Regions from separate parts of the Homo sapiens genome. Here region 2 is linked to region 1. A link is a loop called in an ENCODE intact Hi-C map of the cell type or tissue named here. Cell type or tissue: heart right ventricle. All regions are shown on one strand.

Region 1 (5,000 bases):
CTGCCCGCCTCAGCCTCCCTAAATGCTGGGATTACAGGCCCGGCCTTTTTTTTTTTAAAAAAAAAAAAAAAAAAGACAGCGTCTTTATCACTCAGGCTGAAGTGTAGTGGTGCGATCATGGCTCACTGAAGCCTCGACCTCTTGGGCTCAAGCAATCCTCCCACCCCAGCCTCCTGAGTAGTTGGGACTACAGGTGCACCACCATGCCCAGCTAATTTAAAAAAAAAATTTTGTACAGACGAGGTCTTTCTATGTTGCCCAGGCTAAACATTTTTATAGTATTCAGAAAAATCGACATTTAAAAAGTCAATACTCAATACTCAAATACTACTAGAAGAATGTATATTGGTACCACTGCTCTAGTGGGAAATCTGGCAACATGAACCAAAAGTCATAAAAGGTTCATAACTTTCTCTACTGAAATATTATACTGAAGAAATATGCATTATAAGTTTAATAGGTTAAAAACTGGAAACAATCTAAATGTTCAACAACACAGCATTAAGTGATTCCATAGTCATCAGTCAAATGTATGCAGAAATTAAACATCATGTTTTTTCAAAGAACAAATTTCACAGTATTCACACAATATTGTTGAGTGAAAAAAGCTGCTTATAAAACTGTAAGTACGAAGTGGTTTTGTTTAAGATATATACATATATCTCCATATTTAAGGGTTGTCACATATCAAACAATTACAATGGGTATGTCTGTGCTTTCTGAAATATCCAAATTTTATATTGCATTCAAGTATCACTTTCTGATTAGGAATAAACGCAACTAATTTCATTTTTTAAAAGGGAGATATGAAGGTCAAACACTCTATGAAAGAACTTTTGATTTAAACATTTATATAGAGGATGTCTTTGACATTCCAATTTTCCTCAGCTTGACCAAGAATGATAATATCATGTTTCAAATATTAAGAATAAAAATTATTATTATTACTATAGTTACAATTTATTGAGTACTTATTCTGTGCCAGGTAGTGTGTTAAGAAGTATGTATGTATGTGTGTATGTGTGTGTGTATATATGTACATATGTATATATTATTGGATTTAATCCTCACAACAACCCTGAGCTAGAAATTATTATTATTCCCAGTTTACAGATGAAGAAATTGAGACAGTATGTGGCTACCTACTAAGTGGTGGGGCTGGCATTTGAACTCTGGCAGTCTGGCTCCAAAGCCCACACTCTTCACAGCTACCCATACATACTCCTTCCTTTACAGGGAGAACCGGGAAGGCATATCCAATTCATGAACTTACTCAAACCAGGTTTGTTGAGTAAAAAGAGGGGTATTAGTCTTGTTAAATAGGAGACTGTGGAATCTGATAGGAATTACCTGGGATTTTGCTCTCAGGGCTACTGAAGACACCACTCTCTGGCTTCCCAGCCCATGCAACTAGAGACAGAACAGGGGGTCGAATCTAAGAAATTGCCCTGAGTTTGCGTGATTCTGCCAGCCACTTCATGATGCCTCTCCGGGTGTCTGCCCAAGTCCCATTTCCTGACAGAGTTAGGAGGGAAGAGTAGATGTTCTCCACTGTGAATCTGTCTGGTCTCCTGATATCTTCACTACAATTGGCAAGCACCCTTCTCAGCCACAAGGCTCTCCCAAAGCCCTGGTGCATCTACTGCATTTCTAAGTATTCAGGATATATATGCTACCCACTTTCCCAACTCCTAACTCCAGTTTTCCTCCCATCAGATACGCTGCTTAACTGTTACCAACCCAGTTCACATCTCAGCATCTCAGAAATTGATTGCATTGTCTGGTGAAGCATAGGAAATTTGTTCTCGAGGATAAGGGTCACTGTAAGAAAATATTAATGTTTCAAATGAGAAGCTAAAGAATCACACATATTTCCAAAGGAGGAAGTCCTAATGGTTTTCTGAATGCACAAATGACAGCTTGTGAGAAGCATTTAAAGAGCTTTTCTGCTAACTCTAAAGGCCCAAGGTTTGTTTTCTCTGAGGTTTCTTAATGGAGTCTAAACATTTCATTGTGTTCACCGGAGCAGCGAATTGAATATAAAGTGGCAGGCCTTAAAAGGGAAGCCAGTGAGTCGGAGCATCATTTGCGTGAAATATATTATTATTGCCTGTTTTTTTTGATGGCATTTAAATGCTCTTATGAGAAATGAGTATGACCTCTTCTTAGATTGTTTCCTTTTTTCATTATAGTCACCCTGGCGGGGTCATCCCTCCCCACCGCTTTCAAGGCATCATGCCCAAGTCGCCACTTGGGGGCAGTCTAATGCCTCTGTCCCTTCCCATCGCCATTTTCCCGCCTGCCTTCTCTCTTAGGTGTTTGACCTGGTTTCTGGTCTCTCTTATAATAGAATGGTCATTACCAATCTCTGCAGTTTATTTAAAAAGAAGCAAAGGGTGGCATTCTTAACATATGGAAAAATGCTACATTGCACTCATACCGTTTTTCAAGGAGTATTCAGGAGTACTATCTCTTAGAAGGATGTAGGCAGGGCAGCCATGGTGATCACCTGTTTCAGAACAGACACCTTGGCTTGGGAAGGTTAAATCAATGTTTAAACCTCAAATGGCTCTGAAGGGGCAGGCTTTCTGATTCTTTGGTCAGTGCTCTTTCCTCCAATCATGCCGAAATAAAATCCAGCTTTTATTTTGCAGGAAGATCATTGTTTAATGAAGACAGCCAAACAACAAATAGCAGTACAAATAATTCAATAGAAAAAGGAAATCACAGAATCACATTATTTTCCTGTGTGTGCTCATAAAATGGTTTTAACTCAGGGAAGAAAAAAAATCACAATTCCCTTTCAAAGTTTAATAAAAATTCACTTAAACACGGGAATAAACAGCTTGCCCAGATCCTTTCCCCACCCTTCCATGCTCACCAGGCAATTTAATTAATGGGCAAACAGCCCGATGGTAGATTTTTCTGATACAGTGTCATGAACGAGTGAGATCCATCTTTGCACATGTTGGCACATCACTCTGGCTGCATTACAGAAACAGAACAGAGTCGTATGGTTCCTAGAAAGTAATTATTTGGCAGGGTTCTACCCCTGGGTGAATCCGCACAGAAAAAGTACTCAGGTGGCCCTCACTGGTGCCAGGGCCTGGGGTGGATGGCAGAGGGTGTGCATTGAATACGCGTGTAATGGTTTGAGTTCCTGAGGTGGGGAGGGAGAACACAGCAAGGGAATACAAACCCATAAGAACAGGGCTGTAAATCATGCCTACTTCCTCTGTTCCTGTAATTTATTCATTTAGCCATCAAATATGCATGGACTATTATATGCTCAGCACTGAGCAAAGGGTTTTGCATAAGTGAGCACAAGAAATGAACCTTTTTTTTTTTTTTGAGACAGGGTCTTGCTCTGTTGCCCAGGTTGGAGTGCAGTGGTACTGCTCACTGCAGCCTCAACCTCCTGAGCTCAAGTGACCCTCCCACCTCAGCCTCCCAAGTAGCTGGGACTATAAGCATGCACCGACATGCCTGGATAATTTTTGTATATTTTTGTAGAGACAGGGTTTTGCCATGTTGCCCAGGCTGGTCTCGAACTCTTGAGCTCAAGCAGTACTCCTGCCTTGGCCTTCCATAGTGTGGGATTACAGGTGTGAGCCACTGTGCCCAGCCAAGAGATGAACTTTTAAAGGATTGTAAACCAAGGGTATCTGAAATAAGTCTCAATCAATTTAGAAAGTTTATCTTGTCTGGGCATGGTGGCTCATGCCTGTAATCCCAGCACTCTGGGAGGCCGAGGCTGGCAGATCACAAGGTCAGGAGTTCGAGATCAGCCTGGCCAATACGGTGAAACCCTGTCTCTACTAAAAATACAAAAATTAGCCAGGCATGGTGGCGGACTCCTGTAGTTCCAGCTACTTGGGAGGCTGAGGCAGGAAAATTGCTTGAACCCGGGAGGCGGAGGTTGCAGTGAGCCAAGATCGCGCCACTGCACTCCAGCCTAGGCGACAGAGTGCGACTCCGTCTCAAAAAAAAAACAACAAAAAAAGAAAGTTTATCTTGCCAAGGTTAAGGACACACCTGTGACACAGCCTCAGGAGGTCCTAACAACATGTGCCCAAAGTGGTCAGGGGACAGCTTGGTTTTATATATTTTAGGGAGACATGAGACATCAATCAACATATGTAAGATGAACATTGGTTCGGTCAGGAAAGGTGGGACAACTCAAAGCAGGGAGGAGCCTTCCAGGTCATAGGCAGATAAAAGACAAATGGTTGCATTCTTTTTAGTTTCTGATTAGCCTTTCTCTGAATACATGATTTATAGGAATAGTCACTACACTTTAGTCTGGCTTAGTGAAACAATAGCGCAAAGGAGACAATCAGATATGCATTTGTCTCACGTGAGCAGAGGGATGACTTTGAGTCTATCTGTCCTTTGTCCACAAGGAATTTCCTTGTGATCAAATTGTAAGGAAGGTATGTCGCTTTTTTTTAAGTCTTAGTAGCTATCTTTTTAAGGAATAGCATGGGAGGCAGGTTTGCCCTAAGCAGCTCCCAGCTTGGCTTTTCCCTTTGGCTTAGCGATTTGGGGGTCCCAACATTTATTTTCCTTTCACAGGATTAAAAAAAATAAAAAGGTTCAGCACTTTGGGAGGCCAAGGCAGGCAGATCACTTGGGCTCAGGAGTTTGAGACCAGCCTGGGCAACATGGTGAAACTCCATCCCGTCTCTATATACAAAAATGATCTAGGCATGGTTGCACATGCTTGTAGATCCAGCTACCTGGGAGGCTGAGGTAGGAGGATTGCTTGAGCCCAGGAGGCAGAGGTTGTAGTAAGCCAAGATCATGCCACTGCACTCCAATCTTTGAGCGAGACCCTGTCTCAAAAAAAAAAAAAAAAAAGTTCATACTTTTGATCAGCTTTCATTTCAAATGAGGAAGTAGTTTTCAAAGTTATTTTAAAAATATTTGTTGAGCTTCTACTCTGTGCATTGGTGATGTCTGAAAAGCCCCAAGGCTCCAAACTGAAATATTGATATATT
Region 2 (5,000 bases), 250 kb after region 1:
AGATAGACTCAGATCAGAAAATCTTGTGTAGGGACTACTTAAGCCTAGTTATATTCAGAATCATTTTGCAGAAATTAGCAGTTTTAGTTAGAAATTTGCAATTAGGAAAAGACTTAGAGATTACCTATTCAAATGCCCTTATTTTTCAAAGTGAAAACAGGCCTAGAGTGTTACTTGCTCAAGCTAATATAGGTAGTTGGCAACAGAACCATATCTAGTCTGCACTAAAACCTACTGATTTTACCTCCAGAATATCTTTTGAATTTTTTCACTTCTCTGTCTCCAGTGCCCTCACCCTAGTTGAGGCTATTGTGATCTCTCCCGTGGTATCTACTGTACTACGTCTCACTGGTCTCCCGACAACCTTATTTAGAAAGCATATTTGATCATACTATTCTCTCTGCTTAAAATCCTTCAAAAATGTCTCATTGGTCTCAGGAAGAAGGCTAGTCCTTTATTCTACCCTTTGTATATTTGTGAGATTATTTGATTAAAGTTTTTTTCCTCAGATAGACTGTAGACTGTAATGTCAAAGGGCAGAATTTATGTTTATTTTGCTTATCGCTGTATCCCTACCCCTGCCACATTGCCTGGTACATAGGAGGGACTTGGTACTTGTTGAATGAATGACTCCTGATTTAGCTCTATTTCTACTACACCAGTGATTTTAGAGTAACATTTTTTATCTTTGAAATCTTTGCCATATGCTTTATATAATTCATCTACCCATCTGTTGATGTAATAGCATCTGGAAAAAAAGAATTTCAAGTTAGTTATTCTCAGTTTATAAATCACACTCTTAAAAAAACACACACCTTTTTTTGGTACAAGCATGAAACAGTAGTGCTAAATATTCTTTCTATATTTGATGGAGCATGGTCATATATTTAATTTTTATTTATCTGCTCTCATAAGCAGGAGAAACTAAGAAATCATAGAAACTATTGTGTAGGGAATATAATTAAAATGCAAAGAGGTAGTGGTGATAGTAAAGTTAGTGCCTCTCAAACTGGTGTTCCACAGAATACTGTTTCAGGAGATCTTGTTTTTTTATTTTAATTTTATTTTTTGAGACAGGGTCTTAGTCTGTCACTCAGGCTAGAGTATAACGTGATTACAGCTCACTGCAGCCTTCATCTCCCAGGCTAAAGCCATCCTCCCACCTCAGCCTCCCAAGTAGCTGGGACCACAGGTGCACGCTACCACACCCAGCTAATTTTTAAAAAAATTTTTTTAGAGACTGGGTCTCCCTAAGTTGTCCAGACTGGTCTCCAACTCCTGGGCTCAAGCAGTTCTCCCACCTCGGCCTCCCAAAGCACTGGGATTACAGGCATGAGCCACCACACCTGACCTATTCCTGCAGATTTTAATAGGTATTCTACAACCCTTTCCTCATCTTTCTGCTGTCATATCCCCTTTACACCAAGGACTATATTCTTATAAATAACTTTGGGAAACACAATGTATTAGTTCCACTTCTCATAGAATAACAGTGTATATTAGCATAGTAAAGCTCCTTTTGCCTTAAAGCAGAGTTTCTCAGCCTTGATACTGTTGACATTTTGGACCGGATAAGTCTGTGTTTGGAGCAGGTAGTGGGAAGGATTGCTGTCCTGGAAATTGTAGAATATTTAGCAGCATCCTTGACCCCTACCCATTAGACTCTAGTAACACTAACATACTCGTGGTTGTCCAGCTGTGACAACCACAAGTATCTCCAGATATTGCCAAATGTCCCTTTGTCCCCTGAAAGACAACCCACCTAAGAGTGAGAACTACTACCTTAAAAAAAATCAGTTTGATCGTGCTTTATACTCATAATTCCCAGATTTATTTGAGGATAGAATATTTCTCCTCCTCCTTCATTTGCACACCTAATTTCCTGGGAATTGCTATTTTAAAATTATCATTTAATAAAACAGAAACTAATTCTCCTATTTAGGCTTCCCCCTAAAACTCATCAATATTTTCCATGGCACTTAGAATAGAGTTCAAACTTCATAACATGGGCTTTGTGCGTGAAAGGGCCTTTACCTGCCTCCCTGACCTCACCTCCTATCACCACCTGGTGGCAGTAACATTGTGAGCTGCTTTCAGTTCTTTAGGCATCTCAGTTTCTTTTCTAACATGCTGTTCCCTCTGTTGGGAATTATTTTATCCTTGTTCTTTCTTATCCTTTAGGTTCAGTCTTAGATTAAATGTCATCTCTTAAAAAGAGATCTTTTCTGATCATTTCTTACTCTGCCAGAAAGGATAGCCATCCATCCCAGTTCTTACACTCTATCTCATCACCCTATTTGTTGTCTTCATTCACTTTTTATAGTCTATAATTCTTTGTTTACTTGTGTAGATTTCTTTCTGTCTCAGTCACTAGAATGTAAACTGTGTGAGGGCAGGACCTACATTTATCTCATTCATCATATCCCTAGCATTTAATAGAGAGCCTGGCATCTAATAGGTACAATTATTATTTGTTGAATAAATACATATTATTAATATAATTCACATATAAAATTCACTCTTTTAAAGTGTATAATTCAAGGCTGGGCATGGTGGTTCATACCTGTAATCCCAGCATTTTGGGAGGCTGAGGCAGGTAGATCACCTGAGGTCAGGAGTTAGAGACCAGCCTGGCCAACATGGTGAAACATCATCTCTAGTAGAAATACAAAAATTGGGTGTGGTGGTGGGCACCTATAATCCCAGCTACTCAGGAGGCTGAGGCAGGAGAATCACTTGAACCCGGGAGGCAGAAAGGAAAGAAAAGAGGGGGAGGGGGAGAGGGAGAGGGAGAGGGAAAAAAAGGAAGATATAATTCATAGGTTTCTAATATATTCACAAGTTTGTGCAGCCATCACCACTATCTAATTCAAGAACATTTTCATCCCTCCCCGCTCCTCCTACCCCCAGCCCCTGCCTGCCAACCACCACTCTACTTTCTGTCTCTATGGATTTGCATATTCTGGACATTTCATATAAATGGATTCGTACAACATGTGATCTTAACTATCTGGCTTCTCTCTTAGCATAATATTTTCAGAGTTCATCCATGTTGTAGCATGGAACAGTACATTATTCTTTTCTGTGGCTGAATTATATTCAATTGTATGGATATGCTACATTTTGTTTATCCATTTATCCATTGGGTTGTTTCTACTTTTTGATATTATAAATAATGCTGCTCTGAACATTCATATATGAGTTTTTCTGTGAACATATGTTTTTACTTCTCTTGGGTATGTACCTAGAAGTAGAATTGTTGAATCATATGGTAATCTATTTTTAACTTTTTGAGGAACTACCGAACTGTTTTCCCAAGTGGCTACATCATTTAACATTCCTACCAGTGATATATGAGGGTTCTAATTTCTGCATATTCTTACCAACACTTGTTATTGCCTTTTTAAATTATAGCTATTCTAGTGGGTATGAAATGGTATCTCATTGTCTTTTGATTTGCATTTCACTAATGACTGATGTGTTGAAATATTTTCATGTACTTATTGGTCATTTGTGTGTCTTCTTTGGAGAAATGTCTATTCAGATTCTTTGTCCATTTTTAAAAATTTGGTTATATGTCTTATTGTTGAGTTAGAGGAGTCTTTTTGACATATTTTCTAAAAGAGATGCAAGAGTTCCATCCTGGCTAACATGGTGAAACCCCATCTCTACTAAAAATACAAAAAATTAGCCAGGCTTGGTGGTGGGCACCTGTAGTCCCAACTACTGGGGAGGCTGAGGCAGGAGAATGGCGTGAACCTGGGAGGCGGAGCTTGCAGTGAGCAGAGATCGTGCCACTGCACTCCAACCTGGGCAACAGAGCAAGACTCTGTCTCAAAAAAAAAAAAAAAGAGATGCAAGAGTTGAAAGTCCTTTTGTATTCTGGATACTAAACCCTTGTCAGATAGTCCTGATATGGGTTTGCAAATGTTTTCTCCCATTGTGTTTGTCTTTTTACTTTTTTGATAGTGCCCTTTTAAGCAGAAAAGTTTTTAATTTTGATAAAGTTCAATCTATCAATTTTTTTATTTGTTGCTTATGTGTTTGGTGTCATATCTAAGAAACCATTGCCCCATCTGAGGTCAGGAAGATTTATACTTGTGTTTTCTTCTAAGAGCTCATGTAGTTTTAGCTCTTACATTTAGGTCTTTGATCACTTTTGACTTAATTTTTGTATCCGTGTGGGAGTCTAACTTCATTCTTTTGCATGTGACTATCCAATTGTTGGAGTGTTGTTTTTTTTTTACTTTAATAAAGTATCATATTTTTCACAAAATATGAACATTGTTTCAACATTTACAATTTTAAAAATAGTGTGTGGAGCACATACTGTGTACCAGACATTATGTTGGGTATGTCGTCTATACAGATTTAAAAAAAGACATAATCCCCATCCTCCATGTCTCACAGATCTGGAAATTAAGAAAATTGAGAATAGTAATGAAAATTTGAATGGAACATTAAAGATATTTGATGGTGTTGATAGTGGTTTTAAATAAATGGTTTTTGAGAAGATTGGCCTTTTATGTATTTAACCCAAAGATTGCATGAAAAAGCTTGATGACATTATTAGTATAAAAATAAAAATATTCCTGAATGTTGCTGTAAAAAGCACTTGATGGTGGCTGCTATGCAATAGGAGTATTTTACCTTGATTGGTACTCTTTTTTTTTTTTTAAACACCCCTGGTTTTATTTTCCCTTCACTCCAATTTTCTCACTTGTTTGCTTTTTTTTAAAATTTTATTATTATTATACTTTAACTTTTAGGGTACATGTGTACAACGTGCAGACTTGTTACATATGTATACATGTGCCATGTTGGTGTGCTGCACCCATTAACTCGTCATTTAGCATTAGGTATATCTCCTAAGAATCATTTTCTTTTTGAGACAGTCTCTGATGCCCAGGCTGGAGTGCGGTGGCACGAACTCGGCTCACTGCAAACTCTGCCTCCTAGGTTCAAGCGAAGAATCATTTTCTATTAACAGTAATTTGCGG

What was found. Hi-C counts contacts between places; a loop is a spot of excess contacts. Peaks named below come from ENCODE experiments on the same cell type or tissue, not always from the same donor. Only the 100,000 strongest peaks of a DNase experiment are listed, where the experiment ranks them.
Region 2: a loop joins it to region 1, with 2.8 times the contacts of the local background. A loop is called at or near these places in 12 of 110 quality-filtered maps.

What each region holds. Positions count from the first base shown.
Region 1 is chr1:180,531,432-180,536,431 of GRCh38, forward strand. No RefSeq gene overlaps it. Among named protein-coding and RNA genes, the nearest start is that of OVAAL, 25 kb to the right of the region's middle. In heart right ventricle, CTCF peaks have their summits at 2,237 (motif pointing right) and 2,441; a DNase peak (open chromatin) is centred at 2,270; H3K27ac peaks cover 2,790 bases.
Region 2 is chr1:180,776,932-180,781,931 of GRCh38, forward strand. The region is part of intron 2 of XPR1 (xenotropic and polytropic retrovirus receptor 1); the gene reads left to right. Among named protein-coding and RNA genes, the nearest start is that of LINC02816, 130 kb to the right of the region's middle. RefSeq lists a silencer at 4,949-5,000. In heart right ventricle, a CTCF peak has its summit at 2,063; no DNase peak of the experiment used is centred here.